Linked DNA regions of Homo sapiens: region 1 is linked to region 2. Evidence: chromatin loops called from intact Hi-C (ENCODE). Cell type or tissue: prostate gland. All regions are shown on one strand. Each heading gives the region's core, and the rest is flanking DNA. Links, peaks and the distances in the headings are about the cores only.

Region 1 (12,418 bases), core at 2,685-10,684, 72 kb before region 2:
ATTCTTCTGCCTCAGCCTCCTGAGTAGCTGAGACTACAGGTGTGTGCCACCACACCTGGCTAATGTTTTTGTATTTTTAGTAGAGATGGGGTTTCACCATATTGGCCAGGCTGATCTTAAACTCCTGACCTCGTGATCCACCCACCTTGGCCTCCCAAAGTGCTGGGATTACAGGTGTGAGCCACCGTGCCTGGCCAAATTTCTCTTTTTTAAGACTGAGCTACTTAGGGGCACAGGAATTTTGTATTTGTATTCCTGACAGGGCCTCACAGTGCTGTGCATACAATTGGTGATTTATAAATATCTGTGAAAAAATATGTTTAATAATGATAACCACAGACAAGTACTACTTGACTATGTTATTTGAGTTAATTGAGGTCAACTCTTCTAAGCCTGTAGGTGATAAAATAGCTCTATTCTCTGGGATGGCAGCAGTGGGAAGAACATCTAATCTGAAGCTTTCCTGTCATTGAGCTAAGAACGTCTTCCCATTCTCCTTTAAGAAGGCATCAAAACTCATCCCAACTTGCCCATTTTCCATTTCCCTACAACACCACAGGAAGTCTCTAGTTATCCAGACACTATCCTCCCAATGTGGATCGCTTATGCCCCTTCAGCTCCCCTGGACACCCCTCCACGGTGTACTCTGAGCTCACTGCCTGTGACTCCACAAGCTCCTTATTTCCTCAACTCTCCTTAAACATCCCTTTACCTCCCTGATTTAAATAAAACCTCGGCAATGCACCAAGGATGCCCAAGCCTCTCAATTGGACGCCATCTCTATCCCTCATCCCCTGGTACTTCAGGGCTTACACACCTGATTTCTGATCCTTTACTCCCTCTCCCTCGTGCTAGAGCCCCAGCTGTCTTGAAGCTTCTATCTTAGGGAGCCATTACCCTGCACCACCTCTGCTGACATCTCGGTTGCTCCTCTCACCCACTGAGCTCTGGGCCCACATTTTCCCTCTCCACCCTACCAGTGCCTTCCTTCTCAGGGGCCGAGCTCAGAAAGGCTCAGTAACCTGCCTAAGCTGTAACAACACTGGGCTGCCATTTCTCCTCCAGCTTTCAGCAGTGGAGCTAAGAGGCCAGACATCCAAAGGTTTAGTTTGGCTGATTGTGTGACATTAGGCTAACTTTTCCTGAGAGTAAGACTTTTGTAATGAAGGAAGCAATGCCCTGATTCACATTCTGGACAAACTCCTATCTCATTGTGGTCTAAGACTTTGAATATCAGTATCTTGAAGGGCTCTGTGGACATTTTTGATTCACTTTACACAAAATATCCTGAGTGAAGCATGCCTAAGGATTCCATGATAAATAAGCTATCACATAAGCATGCAAAATTCTCACATGCTTCCTTTCTCTGTGATCAGCCAATCTGCTGCTCTTAACTTTGGAGACTTGAGCAAATCACCTTAAACCCAACATAAGCAACTGTAATAAGAAATAAATAAGAGGCTGGGTGTGGTGGCTCACACCTGTAATCCCAGCACTTTGGGAGGCCGAGGTGGGCTGATCACTTGAGGTCAGGAGTTTGAGACCAGCCTGGCCAACGTGGTGAAACCCTGTCTCTATTAAAACTACAAAAATTAAACGGACATGGTGGCATGCACCTGTAATCCCAGCTACCCGGGAGACTGAGGCAGGAGAATTGTTTGAATCCGGGAGGCAGAGGTTGCAGTGAGCAGGGATCGTGCCACTGCACTCCAGCCTGGGCAACAGAATGAGACTCTCTCAAATTTAAAAAAAAAAAAAGGAACCAAACTCTACCATGAATGACTTCCTAGATTTGAAGGAAAACTCAAAACAATCACTTAATTTAAAAAAAAGAGTTTTATAGAAAAATTTCTGTGTAAAATTCACCCTGCCAAAGGAAAAGGAGGAATCAAATAAGAGCTATAGGAAATACACCACCAAACTCGTGTGATCTGCACCCTGTCTGGGCAACCCTGTCACTGATGGAATTTTTCAGAATGGAAATGTGGTGCCCTTGGTCATTTGTCCCATGAGTGCCAGAAGTGAACTGACTTCCAGCTCTGTGTTCGTATCACATTAGAGTCCTGAAAAATGCATTGTGTCGCAATGTGTCTTCAGCAGCTGACATAGATGCTTGTAGTTTCAGATTGCTTAAATCAAATTCTGGTATAGATTCCTCCCAGAAGTACATATTCCATATATACACACAGGCAATAGATAAAGTATTACTCTATGTCTATACCCATTGCTATGAAATCTAAAACTAATAAAAAATAAATATAACTTTATTCATTTAAGGTCTCAGGAAATGTGCCTTTCCCATTTCCTCAATAATGGGGTTTCATAGATACTCTTGGCCCAGTGGACTTATTCCACTAAACATATGGACTTTCAACAGAGACATTTATTCAGTATCTAATATATGACAAGGATAAAGCAACCTGCAGTTAAAAAGAGAGAGATCTTAAAGTTTTCAGGAGAAAGATTAAAACTAATATACTCTAAAAGATAATGGCCTGTACTGGGAGTTCCCGAAATTCTCTCTCTCGGTTTCCCTGTGGTCCTAAATGCAGAGCCTGCCTTTAGCAGTTCCATCTCCCAGGACTGAATACTGTGATAGGAAAAGAACTTAAAGATCATCGAGACTGGCTCCCTCGGGTTTGACAGATCAGTGAGAGGCTTGGCACAGTGACATGACTTTCCCGGGGCCACACAGCTAGAAGGTGACCCAGCTAGGATTCAGGTTCCCTCCCTCTCAGAAAAGCAACCCTTGGACTCTGAAATAGAGGACACTGATTCATACTGAAGACAGAGAGGGTTTCCTGACATTAAAGTGAAAACAGGTATTTCATTTAGTTGATATCTTTTCTACTAGAAATACTTGAAACACTCATGTTTATCATCTGAAATGAGCCGCACATCTCCTAATAAACAATTTCATTAGAAAACTACTGATAAATATAAAATATGAATGTTAAAAGCAGAATGTAAATGTTAAATACTTCAAAAAATGCTTGAACTTGATATAAAATAAAATTAACAAAAATGATTTTCCAAATATCTTCATGTATTAGCAGCATATTGAATCAGGTAAAATCATCCACCTTATAAAAACAAATTTGTGTGAAAGATAGAAACTATGTTTTAAAGTTTCACCTACATTTTTATTAAGATACAAGTTGGTACTAAATTAAAAAATAAATGCAATTAAGACCACAGACATAAAACACACCAGAACAAGAAAAGGCTAAATATTCATAAATAATATTAAGGATGAAATAGAGCACGTAACAAGACTGAGCCATTCTGAAGCACTTCTCAGCAAAAATTCCCAATGTGCATTATCATCAATTAATTTCATATCCCTCTGAATGAGGTCAATAGCCACACTTATTTTACAGATGACACCTCAGTTAATTGACTTACTTGTGGCCATAGAGCAATCCACTTACTTATCCTTTTCCAAGTACTGTTTCCAGTGAAATCAGGAAATAGGGAGGCAACAGGGTGCCTAACCTGTGCTGATTGTTATTATGGGCCAGAGAATGTGCTGAGATTTACAGGACTTACCAATTGTCATAGCAATCTGGAAGGGTATTCTTACCTCCATTTTCAAACTAAGGAAACAAAGAGGAGGAGTGGATTAGCTAAATAACTCATGTGAGATTGTATAATTAGTAAGAGGCAGGGTTTGAATTCTTTCCACTACAACATACCTTGCCTTGGCCTTCTTACAAAAAACAAGCAAAAGAGAAAGCATATGAGTTCAGCTGTGCCTATCTAGGAAATCAGAGGTCTATTTCTAACAATTTAGTTCAATAAACTTTTACTATGCACCTACTAAAAGTGCCTCAGCATTTTCTAGGGCCTAGAAAAAGAGAAGAGTACAATAATCCCTGTCTTCAAGGACCTTATAACCTAAAGGGCAGAAAAACCCATGTACTTATATCTTTCATGCCATTTACTTACATCTTTGCTCCATTCACAAAAGATTTTAGGTACTATAAATGACACAAAGAAAAACAAAAACTGTAATAATAACTGAAGTCAAGAGAAATAAAATAGGAAGTTAAGACAAGGTGTTAAGTAGAAATGCAAGCATGAAGATTCTTGGGTCCTCAGTGGTTATTAAACTTAAGTCATAATTTGATCCTAAGCTTGCTGGCAGGAGAAGCCAAAAAGAAAACACAATAATTTACAAAATTTTGGCTACTCATAAATAAAAACACAGCGATCCCTTCTTCATGAAGTAAGATTCTTCATGACAGTTTGTTTTCAAAGGAATGTTTCAAATCGATTTTACAAAAGGGATGCCGATAGGCACAATGATCAATGTCCTCAAAAATGTCTCCAGAGTAAGAAGTGAGTTTCCTAAAAATAGTACTCATAACAGAGATCAATAAGAAATGAACACATGACACAAAAGCTATCTTCACCCAAGGCATTGCATAAGGAGTCCACAGTTCTTATCATAAGGACATTAAAATAAACACCTATGGGCATACTCAAGAATGCTTTGGGCATGGAGTTGACAAATAGGTGTAATTTCCCCAATCCACTGCTGAGCCTGGAATACATGAGACAACCAAAACTATTTTATTAACAAATAATAACACGAACATGTAAAAATAGATGAGTAATTGAATAAGAGAAAAAAATGGTGAGAAAGAGAACACTTAAGAGGGGAGAAGAGAAAGAACCAGGATGAGGTGAAAGAAAAGTCCAGAGTGGATTTAGGAAAGAGTGATTTATCTTGGTTTTTCCAAAAGAGGAACAGCAGGCAACATGCCATAAAAAAAGAAAGAAACTGGGCCGGGTGCGGTGGCTCATGCCTGTAATCCCAGCACTTTGGGAGGCCGAGGAGGGCAGATCACCTGAGGTCAGGAGTTCAAGACCAGCCTGACCAACATGGAGAAACCCAGTCTCTATTAAAAATTCAAAATTAGCAGGGCATGGTGGCACATGCCTGTAATCCCAGCTACTTGGGAGTCTGAGGCAGGAGAATCGCTTGAACCCGGGAGGGAGAGGTTGCATTGAGCTGAGATCACGCCATTGCACTCCATCCTGGGCAACAAGAGTGAAACTCCATCTCAAAAAGAAGGAAAGAAAAAGAAAGAAAGAAAGAAAGAAAGAAAGAAAGAAAGAAAGAAAGAAAGAAAGAAAGAAAGAAAGGAAGGAAGGAAGGAAGGAAGGAAGGAAGGAAGGAAGGAAGGAAGGAAGGAAGGAAGGAAGGAAAGGAAGGAAGGAAGGAAGGAAGGGAAAGAAAGAGACTGGATTATGGAGGGCTTTGAATATCTCACTAAGTAGTTCAGACAAGTTCTGGCACTAGTAAATATGACTTCCTTCTCTGTGCCTCCCCTTCCTCATTGTTAAATAAGGGAGTTTGGACTACATGGCATCTTAGGTCTGCCCCAGCTCACACACTCCACAGGCATTGAGTCCATGATTTTACATTATATATGTGAGTCCTGGGGAGCTATTGAAGACCTTTGAGCATGGTAAGAAGTGATCAGGGCAAGTCTTTAGAGAGATTCATCTGGCTGGACTAAAACTGGAAGCAAGGAAGCCAGTGAGGGCATAGCACTAGAACTTGTCCTCACAGAGGCTGGTACAGAGCTGAGGGCGGGCTCCTTCCCATCCCTCATCCATCTTTCCTCTCCGGCCTTTTGCCTGTCAAAAGTCCGCAGCTCAGCAAGACTCTTGTGGGAGGTGCTGTCCCCAGCCACAGAAGCTGCAGTCAGATCTGTGACCCCTAATGGTACAGAGGATGTCACCAAAAATGAATCCTCAAAGAATGACTATGAGGAAAATCAGGGAAAGACAGAAAACAAGATGAAAATGAACTAATCAGAGGCAGGAGAGGGCCATGGATCATGATCACGAAGACAATAGAAGGCAGCCTACCCTGGGTGGTGTCCTGAATGGGAAGTGAGGAAATGGAAGCCAGGACTGAAGAATGGAGGCCGAGCCTGTGGGAAACGGGAGGGGGCGGAGGATGCAGGGGCAGACAGGTCCATCTAGAGACAGCACCATGGCTCCAGCACATGGGGGTTAGGGGCTGTTGTGAGGTTTGAGAGTATTTGTAAGTTAAGAGGAATAGTTGAGGGTCAGAAATAAAATAGCTCCAAAAAAAAAAAAAAGAAGAAGAGAAGAGAAGAAGGCAGAGGAGATAACTGCTGGAAGAGATTCCTAGGGAAGGTGCAGAGAGGGCAGTGGGGTGGGGGCACAGAAAAATTCTGAACAGAGAAGAGAGATTTTCAGTGAGCTAACTTCTGAGGGCCTCAAGCCCTCATAGCACTGGGGCACCGAAGGAGCAAGTGGACCTTCAGAGATTCCCAAGGGGCCTAGACACGCGAGCCATCCTAAGCCTCTCTATTTAGCCTTGCATTTATTTGTTGCAGTGATCGACTAGATAGCCTGCTGCAAATCAACTTTACATTTCTGGGAGGGCACCAGGGACCTATAGATGCCTCATACAACATCCAATGCCAGCAAATGGCCCTTTCCTCACTAGACTAATGTTTAATACCCCAAATGAGAGCAAGTGTCCATAGGAGTGGAGGGAGAAAGGCTTAATTTAACCTGCATGTTACAGCAGATAAAAGCAATGGAATTATTTGAAGTTAAATTCCCAAAACTTCTAGAAAAAAGCCAAGGGGGGAAAGCCCCAGAAATCTTTCAAGCTGTTAGACTAAAAAGAACACCACATTTCAAAATACACATACGGTACATCCTTCGCTTTGACATCCCCGAACAGCCAAAATTATATCTGTTCTACACACTGGCATGTGGTAGAATTGGATTGATTTGCCCTGACAGCTCTCCCCGCTGGAACAATACTTGTCAGTCAGTCCCGGCAATGTTTGTATTTTCAAGAATCATTATGCAGCGTGATTGTACAAAATCCTGGCAGGTGGGCCAGACAGTCTTATCTCTGACTCTGTGTCCCTGTGCCCTAAAGTTCTTCCTGCTCTCAACACTGGAAAGCCTCATGCTTTCAACCCTTGTACCTCCCACACTGTGTGCATAAACCTCCTTTTTTTCCTCTTTCTTTCTTTCTTTCTTTCTTTCTTTCTTTCTTTCTTTCTTTCTTTCTTTCTTTCTTTCTTTCTACTTTCTTTCTTTGAGACAGGGTCTCACTCTGTCATACAGGCTGGAGTGCAGTGCAGTGGCATGATCACAGCTCACTGCAGCCTCAACCTCCTGGATTCAAACAGTCCTCCCACCTCAGTCTCCCAAGTAGCTGGGACTACAGATGCGTGCCACCACGCCAGCCATAAACCTCCATTGAGGTCTCTTTGCTGGTGTCTGTTTTATCCCTGGTATCCTCCACTCATGTGCCCTCCCCACAAAAACTTTTCTTCCTTCAACAATTTAAACTAGTAGCCACTACAGTTTTTTGTTTGTTTGTTTGTTTGTTTTTGTTGTTTTTTTTTTTGAGATGGAGTCTCACTCACTCTGTCGCCCAGGCTGGAGTGCAGTGGCGCGATCTCAGTTCACTGCGACCTCCGCCTCCCGGGCTCAACCTCCCGAGTAATTGGGATTTTTTAGGTGTGTGCCACCATACCCAGCTAATTTTTGTATTTTTAGTAGTGATGGGGTTTTGCCATATTGGCCAGGCTGGTCTCCAACTCTGACCTCAAGTGATCTGCCCGCCTCGTCCTTCCAAAATGCTGGAATTACAGGCATGAGCCACCACACCACGCTGCTACTACAGTTTTCTAATTGACTTCTTTAAGTAAGTTGGCTTTTACCAATGAACCTCTGAAAGAATGTTCCCATGGTGGAAGAAATCTTTTGTTTTTGGTGGGGATAAATTAAAAAATCACACCAGTGGTTATTCAGGGGCTTCCCTGACCTGTATCTTAATGAATGAACATTTTATTTTTACATAAACATATGGAGTATCTTCTCTGTGCACATACTCTAATGATGGCACAGGAATAGGTAAGAGAAATATATCAATGACAATAACACAATCAGAATGTGGTAAACAGCGATAACAGTGACAAGCAAAGTGTTCTGCAGCTGGGCAACTCAGAAAGGCTCCATGGAGTCATTGGGGCCAACTTTACAAAAACAGGCTGGAGTTTTTAATGGGGAACGCTCTGAACAGAGGAAGGAGCAAGTGCTCAACCTATTAAGAGGCTGGTGGGCATTTTTTGAGGTCCAGAACTCCATGCAAGCTTCCCAGGCTGCTCTCCTCAGCTGTAGACTCTACCCCAATTCCATAGAAGGCAGAGGCTCAGCAGAGTTCACAACCACTGATACATGGCCAATGTCTGAAAGGTGGAGGGTCACAGGCAATATTTTTGGAGGCATCCCAAATGGCTTCCATCTCTGGATGGTTTTCAGATCAGTTAATATGCAAAGCACAGTCCTGTGCTATTTCCTCTTTAATATGCTTATTTGAGAGCTCTTATTTTAAAAGGTAGTGTTAATATCTGTTTTCCTGAAAGGATTTTGCAATACTTTCAAAACCTTTCAAACCAACCTACTTTCCCCCACTCCTTCATTTACCATTTAATCATCTAAAGGAAAAAGAACTGTGTTTGGTGCTGTGGAAGACTCAAGGATGAGTAAGAGGAAGGGGAAGTCAATGGTTGTTAATTGCACATTAGCTGTGTGCTGGGCATGTTTTAGGCATTGTGCATGCATTTTCTGATTGAAACATCCTGATGGGCCTCGGGAGAGACATCACTGTCCCCATTTTGGGGATGTAGTAACTGGGTCTTGAAGACGTTAAGGAAGGTGCCCAAAGTTATGCAGCTGGAAAGTGGGCAAGGCATGCCAGAATTGCTTCAAAGCCCACACAGTCTCTCCCTATAGAAAATGATTCTTTTGCTCAAAAGATGGAGAGTCTAACAGAGAGATGAGATAAGTATACAAATAAAGTTGTAAAAGGCAGAATGTAAAAACTGCCATAACACACGTAAAAAATACTGGGTTAAGGGTATTAGAAGAAGCAAATCCTTTGAGCATAGGGTTTGCGGTTGGAAGATGTGCCCTTTGAACTCTCTCTAGTAAGCTGAGCAGAACTTGAAGTGTTGGTTGGAAAGAGAACGTTGTTGGACACAATGAATTGTGACATTTCCAGGATGGCAGGATGCCACCGACCCAGTCATATGCTGGGCTTTCAGTGAAGACGTGTCCGCATGAAAGAACAAAATCTGAAAACTATTTCGGTTGAATCAAATGAAATTTCCATTCATACAGGTCAAAAACGAACCAATATTTGCTATTTCATATAGCTCAACCTAATTTATCACTAAGTCATATCTTCACACACACAACCCCTGAATTTTAGGGAAAAAAATCCATAGATTTTTTTAATTTTAAGAAAAATATTTAAAAAGCAATACATGCACATAACAAGCTAAGTAGTACCAAAGAGTTTAAGATGGAAAGAAATTGTTCCTTTCCACAATCCTTTCTGTCATTGGTCCCATTCTCTTGGGCAGCCAATTTGAACACATTTGATTTTTGGTTTTCTGGGTATTATGTCCATAACTCTAATGAATATGCTTATAACTTCTGCTCAGGTTTTCTCACTTATTAATTCCCCACTACATAGAGGAGGATTTAGCTTGCACTATCTCTTATCTCCTCCCAAGAATTGGGAGTTGCATTATTTTTCATTCTTCTATTAACTATCTTTCATCCTTATATCTTTATTCCAGCCATATCCTGACACTACTTTCCTGAATAGCTCTTATAAGAATATAAGAACAGTGCAGGCAGGAAAGACAAAGGCTGTATAAAATCAGTGGAATATTACTATAGCCTGTCCCCAGAAGTCAAATAACCCTTTCTCTGCAGCCACCAGATGTATTTTTTTTGTCCCCTGCCTCTTTACACCCTCCATATCAATGAGTTGCAAAATCTCTGGTGTGAACTCATGTCAAGAATCACTGGTGTTAAAAGTAGTTTATGAGCTGAGGGCAGATTTATAAAGTGAGAGTCACAGTGCTTGGGTTCCTCTCCTCTGTCTTGAGATAAGGACTTGTTTTGTATGCTTCTGTCAGCTGGAAGACTGCCACACTTTGCAGTCCATGCTACAAACTCAGCTTTTGAGGATAGTAATAAGAACTGTACAACAAAGTCACATTTACCTAATCATACTGCTTCAGAAAAAAGAGAATTACTCCACCCATTGGGCTTTGGGGTCCTTTGGGGTCCTGGTGAAGATACTGCAGAGGGTCAGACTAATCTGGCTGCTGTTATGGCTCCCACATTTTGTCATGAAGTCCCTTCTCCTGGGAGAGCTTCAGTGATGCTATTATGCAGGGAACTACTTACTCTGGGTGATAAAAAATTCTGTTCTTATATGTTAGTATGAACCATTTACATCTGGGATTGGCATGGTCTAAAGTATTAAAATGGCATCAAATATTCCGAGTAGATTATATTGGAAAAATTCACTCAAGAATAAGCCAATGTTAAATTATACTGGAATTTATGCTGAAGTTGAGGAAGTAATCTGCTGATGACACTGTCCCTGTGGGGATGGCTGAAAGATTCTAATGCTTCCAGCAGCACCTCCTTAGAAAGGTATTGAAGAAATCCCTTTAGATTGGTGAGGTGAGGGCATCAGTTGGCCTCTTACCCATAACGGTGAAGTGAAGGGCAATGTAAGTCCTAATGGATGAGATTTTTCAACGGATTTCTGGAAGGGAGATGGGGGCATGGCTTCCATGTTAATGCATGAAACATAGAGTAGAAGAATTCTCACCTCAGAACATGCTGTAGTGGAGTCAGCAGTAGAGGCAGGACTGCCCCATTTGGTGGAGGCTAGAATAGCTCCAGGCTTGGGGCCAGCAGGTGCAACAGACGGAAGGAGTGGGAAAGAGCTTAAGCACAAAGGAGGGACAACTGGATGAGTGGTGTGCACTGCCACATCCAGTCTGGAAGCATACCAGATAGCCTGTTATTTATCCTTAGGCCAAAAAGAGACAGGTCTCAGTCTCGCCCGCGTGGACAAGGCTCTAGGGAAAGCCTGACCTGTCAAGAGAATTAAACCATCTGCAAAGAAAGTGAGGACCTAACATTGAACTCAGGTCTCTTCTCTGATCTAGGGTCCCCCAACCTAAGACTACTTCAGTCAACCAACAGTATTTGTAAAGAGAAAAAAAATGTCCCTCCACCTTATGAATGTGAATGTAATTATAATGAAATGAACAGGAGTGAGATCCTTGCTAGCCAATATAAAGCCACCCTTGCTGTACAAGAACCAATGAGACAAAGTAGGAAAAGTGAAAACCACAGAGGAAAGCGTCCTAGAGGCAGGGGTCTGGTGGTGATAAAGTGGAGACTGAAAATGACCACAATTTTCAGGCAAGGAATAAGAGGCAGAATGGAAGCTTCAGTTCAATTGTGGCCATCAACTAACTACGTGACTTACAGAAATTCACTTACTGTATTTGTTCCCTTTGATTTCCTTTTTCTAGGTGCAAAGTGGGAATAAAAATACCTGATCCTCACAACCTCATGAGGCACTGGAGAGAACAGAATGGTAATCCTAATAAAAAGCACTCTGAACAATGAAATGTACAATAAATGTTATATGGTGCGGCCACTGCTATTTAGCAATTTGGCCCTCAAGATTACACAATGGCTCACAGATATATTTTCCTGGTTCAACTTAAGTTAAATATTACAGACAAACTACAATAATAATGGGGCCTTCTGTTCTCGCAGCACTTGAAGGCTCATAAAGTACTCTCACATGCAATTTTATTTGAGCATTAAAATGACTCGGTGAAATGGGCTGTGAAAATATCTTGAGTTCCATTTTACAGCTAAGGGAACAGAGGCTTAAAGAGGTCAAGGGCCCATTCAAGGCTACATGACTTGTCAGTTAAAGAGCCAGGCCTTAAACTTGGCCTTTCAATTCCAAGTTCAATATTCTGTACACAAGAGGAGCATACTAGGCATTCTGGAGACTAAGAATCAAGAAAGCAAAAAGTTCATCCTGGAGATGAAGCTTTGTAGATAAGACACTAATATCACTGCAAGAAACTAGACTAAAAACAGTGCCAAGCATTTGCCTACTAGAGTGATAGGAACTCAAGAAAGAAGCTGATGTGGATGGTAACTATCGGAAAGGCTTTATAGACACAAAAGGGTCTAAGGTGAGATGTGAAAAATGTATTTATCTGAATGGGCAGAGAGGCAAAGTAGGGATCTTAAAAAAAGGCAAATAGCAAGGCACCGAGGCAGGGTGGTAGGACTAGGATTCCTCTGCTCAATCAGGGGTATGACGCAAGGTGGTGGCATGTAAGTTTCAATGTATGTGTAGATAGGGGACCAGACCATAGAGAGCTTGAAGGTTAGATGAAGGGGTCTAGATTTGATTGTATAAGCAGATGGGAGCTATTGCAGGTTCCTTAATGAGGGAATGGCATTATCTAAATAGCATATCATCTGGTAGCAATATGCA
Region 2 (12,418 bases), core at 1,549-9,548:
CAAATGAAGGAGCACCCAGCTGAGGCCAACTTTTGACAAAATTATTCTTAAATTGATGAACTATGTCTAAGTTCTGTTTAAAATTAACTCAGTCATTATGTAGGAGAGAATACAATCTTCTTGATCATACCGCACACTTCCTCAAACACTTAAAAGACCAGATATAGAAAGGTCAGGTTGGCACCTCTTCCCTAGAAGCTGTTATTCATTCAACAGCTCTTTCTTGATGGATTTAAGCAGTCGTCTTAAAACTTTAACACTAAATTTCACAAGCAAAATTTTCCCACAAGGCCAAAAAGAAACAATTTCTCAATTTCCTGTGATGTTTCATCCATGGGGAGTAGAGTCCTGCCAAACCTTCTTTTATTTTCTGTTTAATAAGAGACACTTTATTCACTGCAAAATAAAGGGCTCCTTCAAAAGTAAATGTAGCTGTACTGAGCTTAAAGAATCCCCTCCTTTTGGAATGTAGACCAAGAAAGACTCTAAATTATGAAATTAACCAATTAAATCCATCTCATGTTGAAGAAAGCTCAACATTTTCCCTGACCGGAGAGAAGGAATGTAGGAAAAAATAGCATGTAAACACATTAACAACTCTAAGATGGAATTCAAATTAAATAAAATAAATGGCAAAAAAAAAACACTTTTTCAAATTTCTCTTAAAGGAAAGAGCTAAAACATAGGGGGTTGAAAAGGAAGATTTATGATGTAAATGAGAGAATCAGAGGAAGGAGCTGGGAACAGGCAACGTGGAAGAAACCTGACCTTCCCTGTAGGTACTGAATTGAGCAAACATTAAATATGAGGCTTAGAAAGGTTCTGATCTCAAGAGAGAACAGCTTCTGGATATTTTTAAGTTTCAGAAAAATCATTTTACTATGTTAAGAGAAAATCAGCTTTCCTCTCTTTTAACGCTGAAGAAATTAAAATTTGCCATGTTCTCAAATGTAATTTCTTTATGTTTTAAGGTAAGACTCACCACCCTCCATCCCCAAGAAAAATGACTTTACCATTGTCATGGAATATGGAATCAAACGGTAAAATATGATTTACTAATAAAAATGGACTTCACCTCCAACTTCTTAGGCCCACACCCACTCCCTAAAGGACATTTGAAAGAGGAGTCCCCGGGCTGCTTTGCTTCAGGGAGAGAATGGACCAGAGTTGAGTCCAGAGTAGACAGGCCAAGTGCTTGCCTGAGTAGCCAATGAACTGTCACATCTGAGATCTAGAATGACTGCTCATTGGAGTGAGAAAAAATGAATGCAAAAGTTCGCCTTGTTGACAGTATCATCATCTCCCTTTCCTACTGGCACATAATCGGGGTGAGTAATAGTTTGCTTCAAATTAATTCCAGTCCCTCCGGGCACAGAACAGTGTAGTTTGGGGCCAAGTTTCCACTTCAATTTGATCTTAATCTTTTACTTAAGGACATATCCTTAATAAAAGAAAGCCCCATCTCCACAGTGTAGGAAGAGAGCTTGCTTTGAGTTAAACTGGTTCTGGAAATCATGACACAAAGGGTATTGTATCCTCCTGACCAACTTTCACTTGGCTCCATCCCTTGTCCTTCATCAAACTTACAATGTGAGGTATTTCCACTGGTCTCTAAAAATGTAACACTGAGCAACTCCTATGTGACAAATATAAAGAAAAATGTGTGTATTTGGCTGAACCTCCTAACTGTTCTCTGAAATTCGTATTTCCCTTTTTCCCCACCCTGCTGGGCTAATAGCTACACGATATTTCCCAGCTTCCCTTGTGGTTAGTTGTGGCCAGATGGCTAAATTCTAGTCAATGAAGGGGAGCAGAGCAATGGGTCCCACTTCCAGGCCTTGCCTATTAAGACTTCCTCTGTGTACTCCCTTCTACCTGGCCAGAATTAAGATAACACCTAGGGCAAGCTTGGAAGTTATGGCTTGAAGATAGCACAGGGCAATTTCAAGGAACAACGAATTCTCTTGGTATTGTTATGTGGGCGTAGACAGAGTAGAATGCATCTCAGAGTCTTTCTACCAGAGGGCCAATGATGCTGAGCTATCTTTCCTTCAATTCTTATCCATAAACAAAAATATGTGTTTGAACTGTGATCCACTTTGGCACTTACTTACCATTATAGAGAGCCTATCCCTACTAACAGATGTAGACAAAAAAAAAAAAAAAAATATGCTTGAGGTTTTATTAACTGACTCCATGACTTCCCAACCTGTCAGCACAAATTTAAAATTGTGTGTCGGTGCACATTTGCATTTTCCTGGAGAGGAGATCCACAGATTTCATCAGATTTTCAAAGAGTTCTCACCCCCAAATGCTAAGAACCACTTCAATACATATAAATACCCACAGAGACGAAGACATAAACATGTATGTCCTCTGTGTTTGTATTCTATTTACTTCTGTTCTCTATCAACAGTTGAGTCTGGAAACTGAAAAGCATCCATCATCTCTCACCTAGATTTCTTCAGTAGCCTTCTAACTTAGCTCACTGCTTCATTCTTTCCTCCCCCAATCTGTTTCCCATGAGCTGCCAGAGTAACCATTTTCAAGTATAAATCAGATTATTGCATTCACCTGCTTAACATCCTCCAACGGTTTCTCCTTGCATTTAGTATAAACTTCTGATCCTTACTACAGAGTCTCTCATGACAAGGCCAACCTACTCGGTCTTCCCCCTCCCTGCCTCATTCCCCATGAAACAGCCCAGTGTTCTCTTTCCTATTCCTGCTCACTTTGCATTTTTTCATGCCTCTTCCCAGAATCTTCTTCTCAAGCTTTTTTTTTTTTTTTTTTTTTTTTTTTTGAGACGGAGTCTCGCTCTGTTGGCCAGGCTGGAGTGCAGTGGTGCAATCTCAGCCCACTGTAATTTCTGCCTCCTGGGTTTAAGCAATTCTCCTGCCTCAGCCTCTAGAGTAGCTGGGATTACAGGCACATGCCATCATGCCCGGCTAATTTTTGTATTTTTAGTAGAGATGGGGTTTCACCATGTTGGCCAGGCTGGTCTTGAACTCCTGACCTCAAGTGATCCGCCAGCCTCGGCCTCTTAAAGTGCTGGGATTACAGTCGTGAGCCACCGCGCCCGGCCCTCAGGCTCTTTTTTTATAACTACTTCTTGTTTTTCAGGTTTCAGGTCAAATATCACACTATCAGAGGGACCCCAACTTCACACTTCAATCAGAATTTCTCTGAACCCCTTTCCACTCTCTATCATCTCATTCTTTTCAATAGGTACCCATATGTGACCTTTTTTATTGATTTGTTGTTTATTATCTGCATCCTTTTCTAGAATTTGAGCCTCAAGAAGCCAGCGACTTAGACCAGCTCCCCTAGAAACAGACCCTGACTAAGGATTCAAGCAAAAGTAGTTTACTAAGAAGAGATCCCAGGAAGCACAAAAGGAGTAGTCAAGAAGTGAAACAAAAAGAGGTAGGAAGTCTGTAATGGATACATTATCCAGTGGGTTACACTGTGGACAACTGGAGTTCAAATGCCTGGGGAACTTGGAGTGATGGAGTAGAATGAACCTTAGAGTTATCCCATCCCAAAGCTGAGGAAGCTGGGTCATTTACCCTCCAACTCCCACCTGTCATTGACTGAAGGCTTCCAGCTAAGAGAAGCTCCTTTTTTTGTTTGTTTCTTTTTTTTTTCTTTTTTCTTTTCTTTTCTTTTTTTTTTTTTGAGACAGAGTCTCACTCTGTTGCCCAGGCTGGAGTGCAGTGGTGCGATCTCAGCTCACTGCAACCTCTGCCTCCAGCAATTCTCCTGCCTCAGCCTCCCCAGTAGCTAGGACTACAGGCATGTGCCACCACACCTGGCTAATTTTTGTATTTTTAGTAGAGACGAGGTTTTACCGTGTTAGCCAGGATGGTCTTGATCTCCTGACCTCATGATCCACCCACCTTGGCCTCCCAAAGTGCTGGAATTATAGGCATGAGCCACCACCCCCAGACCAGAGAAGGTCCTTATGCAGAGTCATGAGTGGTTGCAGCAAGACTCTGCAGTCAAGTGCTGGGGTGGTGAGAGCTGAGAGGACACGGGCAGGGGGTGACGCCAACAGCATTTGCTACAGGGATCTTGTCTGTGTAATTTACCACTATCTCCAATGCTTTGCATAAACACTCAATAAACACTTGTGGAATGGATGAGAACAACAATTTTGAAAAAGCGTAACAATATTAAATATAGCAAATGTAATGAAAATGCCAATATGCAAATTATACATACAACATAAAAACCATTATGTATTTTGCAAATATATTTGCTACTCTCCTGATTTGTGGCTCTCCAATGGAACATGACTGAAGACAGTATTTAAAGCTGAGCAATTCTTAGAATCCAGCACTCCAGGCAGTAGTGTGGAATAAAGAGCTGGACTAGAATGTCAGAAGATGTGGGCCCTCTCTAGACACTGCCAGAAGTGAACGGCATGACCTTGAGTGAGCCACTTCCCCCTTCATGGACTCTGTTTCCTACTCCATAAAAGAAAATTTGAGAAATGGCATCTGAGGCCTATTCAAGTTCTCAAAGTCTATAGGACTAAACATTAGGCATATATGACTGAGAAGATTGACACATGGCCTTATATAGCTTTCCTGAGCCTGGGTATTTTGGGAATGTGAGATCATGTGCAATATAAGGAAAAGCACTCAGTCAACCGGCCTAGATTTTCTCCTGCTAAATAATACTCAGAGGCTTTGGGGCCACTATATCCTCATCTTAAGAGAAAAGGCCAGTGCTCTGCAAAAGCAATTAAAAAAAAAAAACAGTATTTATTGAATGCTTGCTATATGCCAGGAAACTTACTAGAGGTCAGATATTGCTTTAATTTGAAAATTAATCAGCTTCTGTTGCAGCATTTTAAAAATAAAAGCCTTACATCCCATAAAGTTCAGAAGCCTCAAGTGGGAATAGATGAAATTAGACTTGCCTGGAACATAGCAAGCTGTCTTGATCACATATTTCAAACATTTAGTTTTGAGAAGAAACTTGCCAACTATTTCTCTCTTTTGTTTTGTACATGTGGACTATTTCAAAAGCAGTTTAGTGAGTCTACATTTTATTCATTCCCAATTAAACTACATACAACACTGAGTTTTTTACATCTCTTGTAGATTCCAGAAAGATTTTTTCTTTAACAGAGGTGGTCACAATCTTCACTGGGTAGGTGAAAAATGGAACCTGCAACTCCTAATAATTAGTTTCCATGATTGGAACTTTGAGAAAGGCAGGGGCAACCTCTGCTTAATAATAAGAGTTGACAGACGTGAGAAAGTCATATCAAAGATTTGCCTTTCTACAGTACCACCCCAGTGAGAGCTCAAAATGCTTTATAAACATTTTCTCAGCTGTCGAAGCTCCCTGCAGGGAAGGCAGGTGATGTCTGGTTGCACACACACACAATTTCCCTGTTAACACTGTCTTAATGTTGGATGAATGACTCCCTGAGACATGTCCCAAATTCCCTTCTCTCTGCAAAGCCATGCTGGTTAGCACTCAGGGCAAGTCTTTGCGGAGGAAGCTGGCTGATTCTCAGGGAATCATCTTAGAAGCGATGTTAGTGGCCCTGCAGGAGACTAACAAGTCCGCAGAGTCTGGCAAACACTTGATGTCAAATTCCCAGGAGCTTTTGTTTCCAAGGAAAACCTAAACAATGACTCACGTCTTGGCTGACTTGCCCAGACCTGTCCATTATGCCCAGTCACCAAGTGAGCCCAGCGTGAAGGAAGGCCGTGCTCTCCATTCTTTCTTGCATAAGCTTTGTTACCACATTAAATGTGTTTAGAAACGCCTTTGCAATTTCTGCTACGTATTTATAGTTATATTCATATTTATACTTACATTATTTATATTCACATATATAAAACATGCAAATTCTTTTTTTAGTCCTTCTAGACCAACATTTGTTGTAGCTCATGCAAAGCACCGCACAGGAAACTTTTTGCCATTGTATTATGGAATTTTGAAGGGAGGAAGAAAATGGTAAGGTTTTTAGCTCCATTCTCATTACAGGATATTTTCCATTTTAAGTGGTACCTGAATTCTTCCCACCAATCTGGGAACCATGGTGACCTGTTTCATGTCACCTTTCAGCACCTTTGTCTTTCTTTTTAGTGACCCATTGTCTCCCTTCCCATCCCATAACCACATTCGAATCCAGCCAAAGTCAGGAAATGTGTGAGGCCAACACAATAGCCAAAATGTTTATTTAATTGTATTACTGTGTACTCTTCTGTTAGGAAGTTCCCATAATGGAATAGAACATAACAGGATTATACACACTTATAAAGCTGGGTGCTGAATAAAAATAATTGGATAAAATGACCATAAATAGGACAAAATGAAAACCCATTATTTAAAATGCAATGCTGGTCAAACGAATTAACTATGGGCCATCATGCACACTGTCAGTGGAAGGAAACTAAACCCATCAGATGAGACTGCATTTCTTTCCTTGATGTTTTCCCACTAAATGCCCAATGTGCTCTTTAGGGTCCACTGATTTTCTGGAAACTAATCAAAATTGATTGCCTAGGTCAGTGGTTCTCAAACGGGGGCGATTTTTGCCTCCCAGGGGAAATTTGGCCAGGGGGATATTTTGGGGCTGTCACAATGGTGGGGTGGGTGGAGAGTGTGTGCTAGGAGCATCTAACAGGCAGAGGTCAGGGACAATGCATAGGACAGTCTCCACAACAATGAATTCAAGGCCCCAAATGTCAACAGTACTGAGATTGCGAAACCCTGACCTAGGTATTGACCAACAAGGGTAGAATTTATGCTAAAACCTTTTATCCCTGCTAAAAAGAAATCCTAGCCTGCCTATGCTCATGGTCACTACAGCAGTTTGGTCTTCTCCCACATTATTTTAATGTTCTCCTCCCTAGTGACCTGGCTGCCAGCCCCTTTCTCTCCCAGTTTATCTTAGAAACAGCTCTGACAGCGTCATTTCTTTCTACTGCTCCCAACACCAAAAGGGCGTTTCTGCCTCAGAACAGAGGGGTAATGCAGTACAAAGGAACAGAAACAGAGTTTGCACTACCTTGGGTGTTGAGTCTTAGATTCGTTATTTCCTGACATAACCTCCATAATTACTTAGTCTGTCTCTGAGTTCCTCTCTATTGGGTGGGGCAATAATTACTGTCCTGACCACCTGATTGGACCGTCTTGAGGTCATGTGAGCTTTGGTGAACATAATGGTTTATGTAAATATAGGGGTAAGGGAATAATAAGGTCCAAACTCTTCAATAACATTCAAAATCTTTACCTGGCCCCATGACCTGGCTCCAGCTTTATCACCTTAATTTCACCTTAAGATTCCAGTTAAACTATTAGTTTGCATACCTTTAATAAAGATGCCTCAAATTTTCCTATTAATTCATTCGAAAACTATTCATTGATCACCTGATGGATGCAAGACAGTGTGATAAATGCTGGGGATGTAATGAGAGTAGAATAAAATAATCACATTCTCTGCCTATAGGCAGCTTTCAGATTTGGTGTCTTTGCGTTTGATGTTTTGTTTTTGTTTTTTTGTTTTTTTTTTCCCCACCAGACATGTAACCCCCATGCTTTGTCTTTGACCATTAAACTCATTTATTCAACAAAATTCACATTAAAAGTTACTCTTATCATGAAGCATTTATTTATTCCCCAAATCAGAAATACCTCCATTGACATTTGGGCTTTTTGTCTCTTATGATAAACACCACATTCTGCACTGCATTCATTATTTATGTAATCTTATTTCTCCTATTAGATTTTAAGCACTCTGTGTGGGAAAAAGAAAAGTGTCTTATTCAACTCCGTACTCTCTTCCGCAAGCTTCATAAGATACAACAGCATCAAGCAGGGCACTTCCCACATGGTAGGTACTCAATAGATGTCTCAATTTCTAATTGAAAGGTTTTATAAATAGGACATAAAATGCCCACAAAATAGTAGAGACTGAATTGTAAAGCTCAGAGATAGACAACCGTAGGAACATTCATTAGTCGTGTCTCCCATTCTCTGTATTTCCAAGGCACCCTGTTCTTTCTCTGTCATAGTTCCATCCCACTCTGAATTTTTAGCTATCTACTTACTTGTAACCTCCTCCTAAACTGTAAGTTCTTTAAAAGCAATACATATTTCTGTCTTGTCTCCCCACTGTATTTCTAGCATTGAGTACAGTGCCTGGTTCATTGTAGATACTAAAGAGCTGAATGAATAAATGAATAAATCTTGGATGGATTGCAACTTTTCACCATTGCATTCTTCAATTGAGAACCAAATTTGGTATAGCACGGATCCATGATTACGTTAGATGTTGCTCTTCTTGCCTCTCCTTCCTTGCCCAGAAGATAATTGGACTCCCCCACCCACCGATCCATGGTGCTTGCTTTTGCCAATGAAAAAGTAAGCAGAAATGACCCAGCACTTCTAGGCAGAAAATTGAATAGTCAGTCCTGGGTTTTTCGCTTCCTCTTCATCCTGCCACAGTGAACTATGAAGCCTGGTGTTTAGAAGGCAGCATCATGAGGTTCTGGGTTCCTGAGAGACTGAAATGAATAGAGTCCCCCCTGCCAAACTGTGTTGTATGTGCAGCAGGAGGAGAAATCATCTTTTCTGTTTTAAGGGTTATCTTTTTCTGTAATAGTGAAGTTCCAAGTGAATCTTATTGCAAAGCAGCCTCATCTATAAAAATATAGGCCTTTTATCTTATAAAAAGACTCCAATATGTATGCCTAAGAAAGTACATATGTAGTCTCTAAAGCATATGTAGGTGTGTATGTCAATATGTAATATATAAATGTTTACAACAAAGGGAAGCAAGAAGTTTATAAAAAGTCACTCTAACTCATATTGACAAGCCATCTCCTTAGAAGGCCACACCTTTATTCCAAAGATGATGTCTCATATTTTTGCCATATTTTCAAAGCTCCCCTTGGGGAATTATCTTTGAATTAATGTACTAGAGTTTACCAATTATGCAAATCTTTATTATTGGAGAGAAAATTTGATTTTTTTCGTGCTCAAAGATCATTTGGCGCCGGGTATGTTGGAATACATGAGTGATTAAGCTGGGCCACATCACCATAATTCAAAACGTCAGAGGGTCTGATTCTATAGTCTCAGACTTCCGGCTTTCTTGTGGATCTCATAAGTTTTCATTAAAGGCACTACTGAAAGATGAGTTCCATAAAGGTCTCTTGCCTGATGATTGTCAAATTTTTTCATAGTTCTAGAATCGTAACTAAATGTCAGTCTCCAGGAATCTTCTTGGTCCCTAAATTCATAGTTGGTAAATAGAAACAACATGATTGGGTACATAACTAGGTGATCTTCACAGTGTACATTTGAAGCTACCTGGGTACATTTATTCTCAGACTCCATAGAAACAACTACAACTGGACTCCTAGTGGATAAAATCACACCTAAACCAGGATTAATCAGAGATGCACAGCTGCGGATTATCATTTTTGTTTGTATTGGGGACTAAATTGTGTGCACATAGAATTCATATGTTGAAATCTTCAGTGTGACTATATTTGGAGATAGGGCCTTTAAGGAAGTAATTAAGGTAAATGAGTTCACAAGGGTAGGTCCCTAATCCAGTAGGGCTGGGGTCCTTATAAGAATGGACACCAGAGCATATGCTTGAGCTCTCTCTCTCTCTCTCTCTCTCTCTCTCTCTGCCCCTCTCTACTGGAGCCACAGAGAAAAGGCCATGTGAGGACACAGCAAGAAGGTGGCCATTGGCAAACCAAGAAGAGAGCCCTCACCAGGAACCCAACTAACCAGCATCTTGATCATGGACTTGTAGCCTCCAGAACTATGAGAAAATAAATGTCTGTTGTTTAAGCCACCCAGTCTGTTTTTGTCATGGCAGCCTGAGCAGACTAATATAGTTTATTTGTCTATTGTTTTCACTGCCAACCAGTATCCACCTCCTCCTCCTCCTCCTCAACTGGTAATGATTTTCCTTTGGTTATTCACCCAACTCCCAGGCAACCTATGTGATTCAAGGTGGAACCAATGGCTCAGACATAAATAAATCAACATAATTCCAATCCCTGCCCACACTGATTTGTTCAAGGATGAGCATGTGACCATAAAGCTGGCCTGATCAAAACGAAGTCTATGATGTGTGTTCGAAGGTTGACATAAGCCGTAATTTTCTTTTCTGCTGGATGGGCATCTGGAGGATATAGCATCAAGAGTGGATGAAAGTCATCTGTCCTGCAACCATAAGACAAATGTTTGTCTTCAAGTTGAGCCACCCAAATGGAAAAGAGCCAAAAGATGGATCCTGGCCACAGTGTTTGGGCCTTGCATCAAGCCACATACAAGCTTGTATTTACTCCTGGATGGTATATTTATGTGAAACAATAAATCTCCACTATTGTTCAAACCATTTGCAACTATAAAATGCCAAACTAACACAGGGATTGGGCAATAGTAGTCTTATTTTCAAAAAGTTACTTCTGCATCCCCAGAGGCCAGAGTGAATGGGTACCACATTCTGGAGTCCTTTCATGCACCCAAGTTTTATTACCACTAATGTTGAATTGGCCTGTTATGGAGATGTAAATGTCCTGCTCTTCAAAGGCATGTTTGACAGGATAAAAGGCTTTGGGATTTCAATGACTTTGACTCCTCTGGAGATGGGAGGACAGCCTATTTTAGCAATTTCCATGGGAATGAATAGACATATACTTTAGCTATTCAAATATTTAACTAGCTCTTTTGTTGTTGTTTTGAATCCCAAGGAGCTGCAGCTGCCTGTTTGTGTCTGTTGTGCCTTTAAGGGGCTTGCTGATTCAGTAGGATCTCTTGAATGCATTAATTAGCCTTCTCTCATTTTCCCAGCCCATGCCTATGAAGAAATGAGCATTTGCAGCTCCAGTTGCTGGGAACGATGCGAGTCTTGAGGGTACTAGATAAATGGAGATTCAGAGTTGCAGGCTTTTGATGGGCAGTTTTACGCTGGCAGCAGCCTGCATGGCAAGGCTTGTGTGGTTGCATGATTAATTTATTGGCTATCACTATTGGCAGGCAAATGAAACACAGGCCCTGGATTACAGTGTAACTGGAGAGACGGGCATTCATCAGCCCAGGTACATGAGTCAGAGGAGGTAAGGATCCAGAGAAAACAAAATGTAATGAAAGGCTGGAAAATGATTTATCACTTTTAATATACATCATCTAAGCCCAATCTTTATAACTGCTTGTAGGCCTTCATGTTGTGAAGACTTTGGCAATAAAACACTCCTTCCTTAAAACACTAACGTGAAAGATGCTGGTGGGAAAAATAAAGAATCATGAAAAATGAGCTGACTGTAAAAGGAAAAAATAGTGTCCAGCTTAAAATTAAATTTCCACTTGTTTCTTCTTAAATGATTTAGAAATATAGCTTTTGCTTGGAAAACTGCATTCTATTGATCACATGGAGGGGACGATGAGAGGTCTGTCCAGGAAGGACAATTTCTCAGATCCCTTTGGAAACTATAATACGAAAATATGTACTTTCAAAGGGTAAATGTTCACATCAGGTTTAACTGTTAACCCAACCAAATAAATTATTGTTAGCCAAGAATCCTTGAGCTTGGAAGCTTGAATCCACACAACTAAGCATTGTCAAATTTGGAAGTTAGCCAGATTAAAGTCTTGCAATGAAATGGAGGCTTGTATGAAATGAGATATCTCTATTTATGTCCTTGGGCTTATTCAACCCAAGAAATTATAAGAGCCATTTTTGGGAAGGGTTCCCTTTCTGTAATGGGCAGAAACAAATAGAAGCACATTCCTTAGCATTCTGTAACACTTTATGGCTTCTTTTTTTTTTTTCAAATTTTAATAGTTTTTGGAGTACAGGTGTTTTTTGGTTACATGGATGAATTCTTTAGTGGGGATTGCCGAGATTTTAGTGCACCCATCACCCAAGCAGTGTACACTGTACCCAATATGCTGTCTTTTATCCCTCACCCACTTCTCAATTGACACCCCACCAAGTCCCCACAGTCTATTATATCACTCTGTATGTTTTCGCATCCTCATGGCTTAGCTCCCACTTATACATGAGAATATATAGTGTTTGGTTTTTCATTCCTATGTTACTTCACTTAGAATAATGGCCTCCAGTTCCATCCAAGTTGCAGCAAAAGACATCATTTCATTCGTTTTTATGGCTGAGTAGTATTCCATGGCATATATTTATACTTATCATTAGCCAAGAATCTTTGAGCTTGGAAGCTTGAATCTACACAATTAAGCGTTGTCAAATTCAGAAGTTAGCAAGATTAAAGTCTTTCAATTAAACTGAGAATTGTATGAAATGAGACATCTGTATTTACTCTTCCTCTTTGGGTTTATTCAACCCAAGAAATTATAACAGCCATTTTTGAGAAGACTTTCCTTTCTGTAATGGGCAGAAACAAATAGA

Evidence for each region. Hi-C counts contacts between places; a loop is a spot of excess contacts. Peaks named below come from ENCODE experiments on the same cell type or tissue, not always from the same donor. Only the 100,000 strongest peaks of a DNase experiment are listed, where the experiment ranks them.
Region 1: a loop joins it to region 2, with 2.6 times the contacts of the local background. A loop is called at or near these places in 3 of 110 quality-filtered maps.

What each region holds. Positions count from the first base shown.
Region 1 is chr9:84,918,903-84,931,320 of GRCh38, reverse strand. All of the region lies in intron 14 of NTRK2 (neurotrophic receptor tyrosine kinase 2), which reads right to left. Among named protein-coding and RNA genes, the nearest start is that of NTRK2, 260 kb to the right of the region's middle. In prostate gland, for the core only: no CTCF peak of the experiment used is centred there; no DNase peak of the experiment used is centred there.
Region 2 is chr9:84,845,332-84,857,749 of GRCh38, reverse strand. All of the region lies in intron 12 of NTRK2 (neurotrophic receptor tyrosine kinase 2), which reads right to left. Among named protein-coding and RNA genes, the nearest start is that of NTRK2, 180 kb to the right of the region's middle. RefSeq lists enhancers at 4,745-5,944, 5,421-5,967. In prostate gland, for the core only: no CTCF peak of the experiment used is centred there; a DNase peak (open chromatin) is centred at 5,659.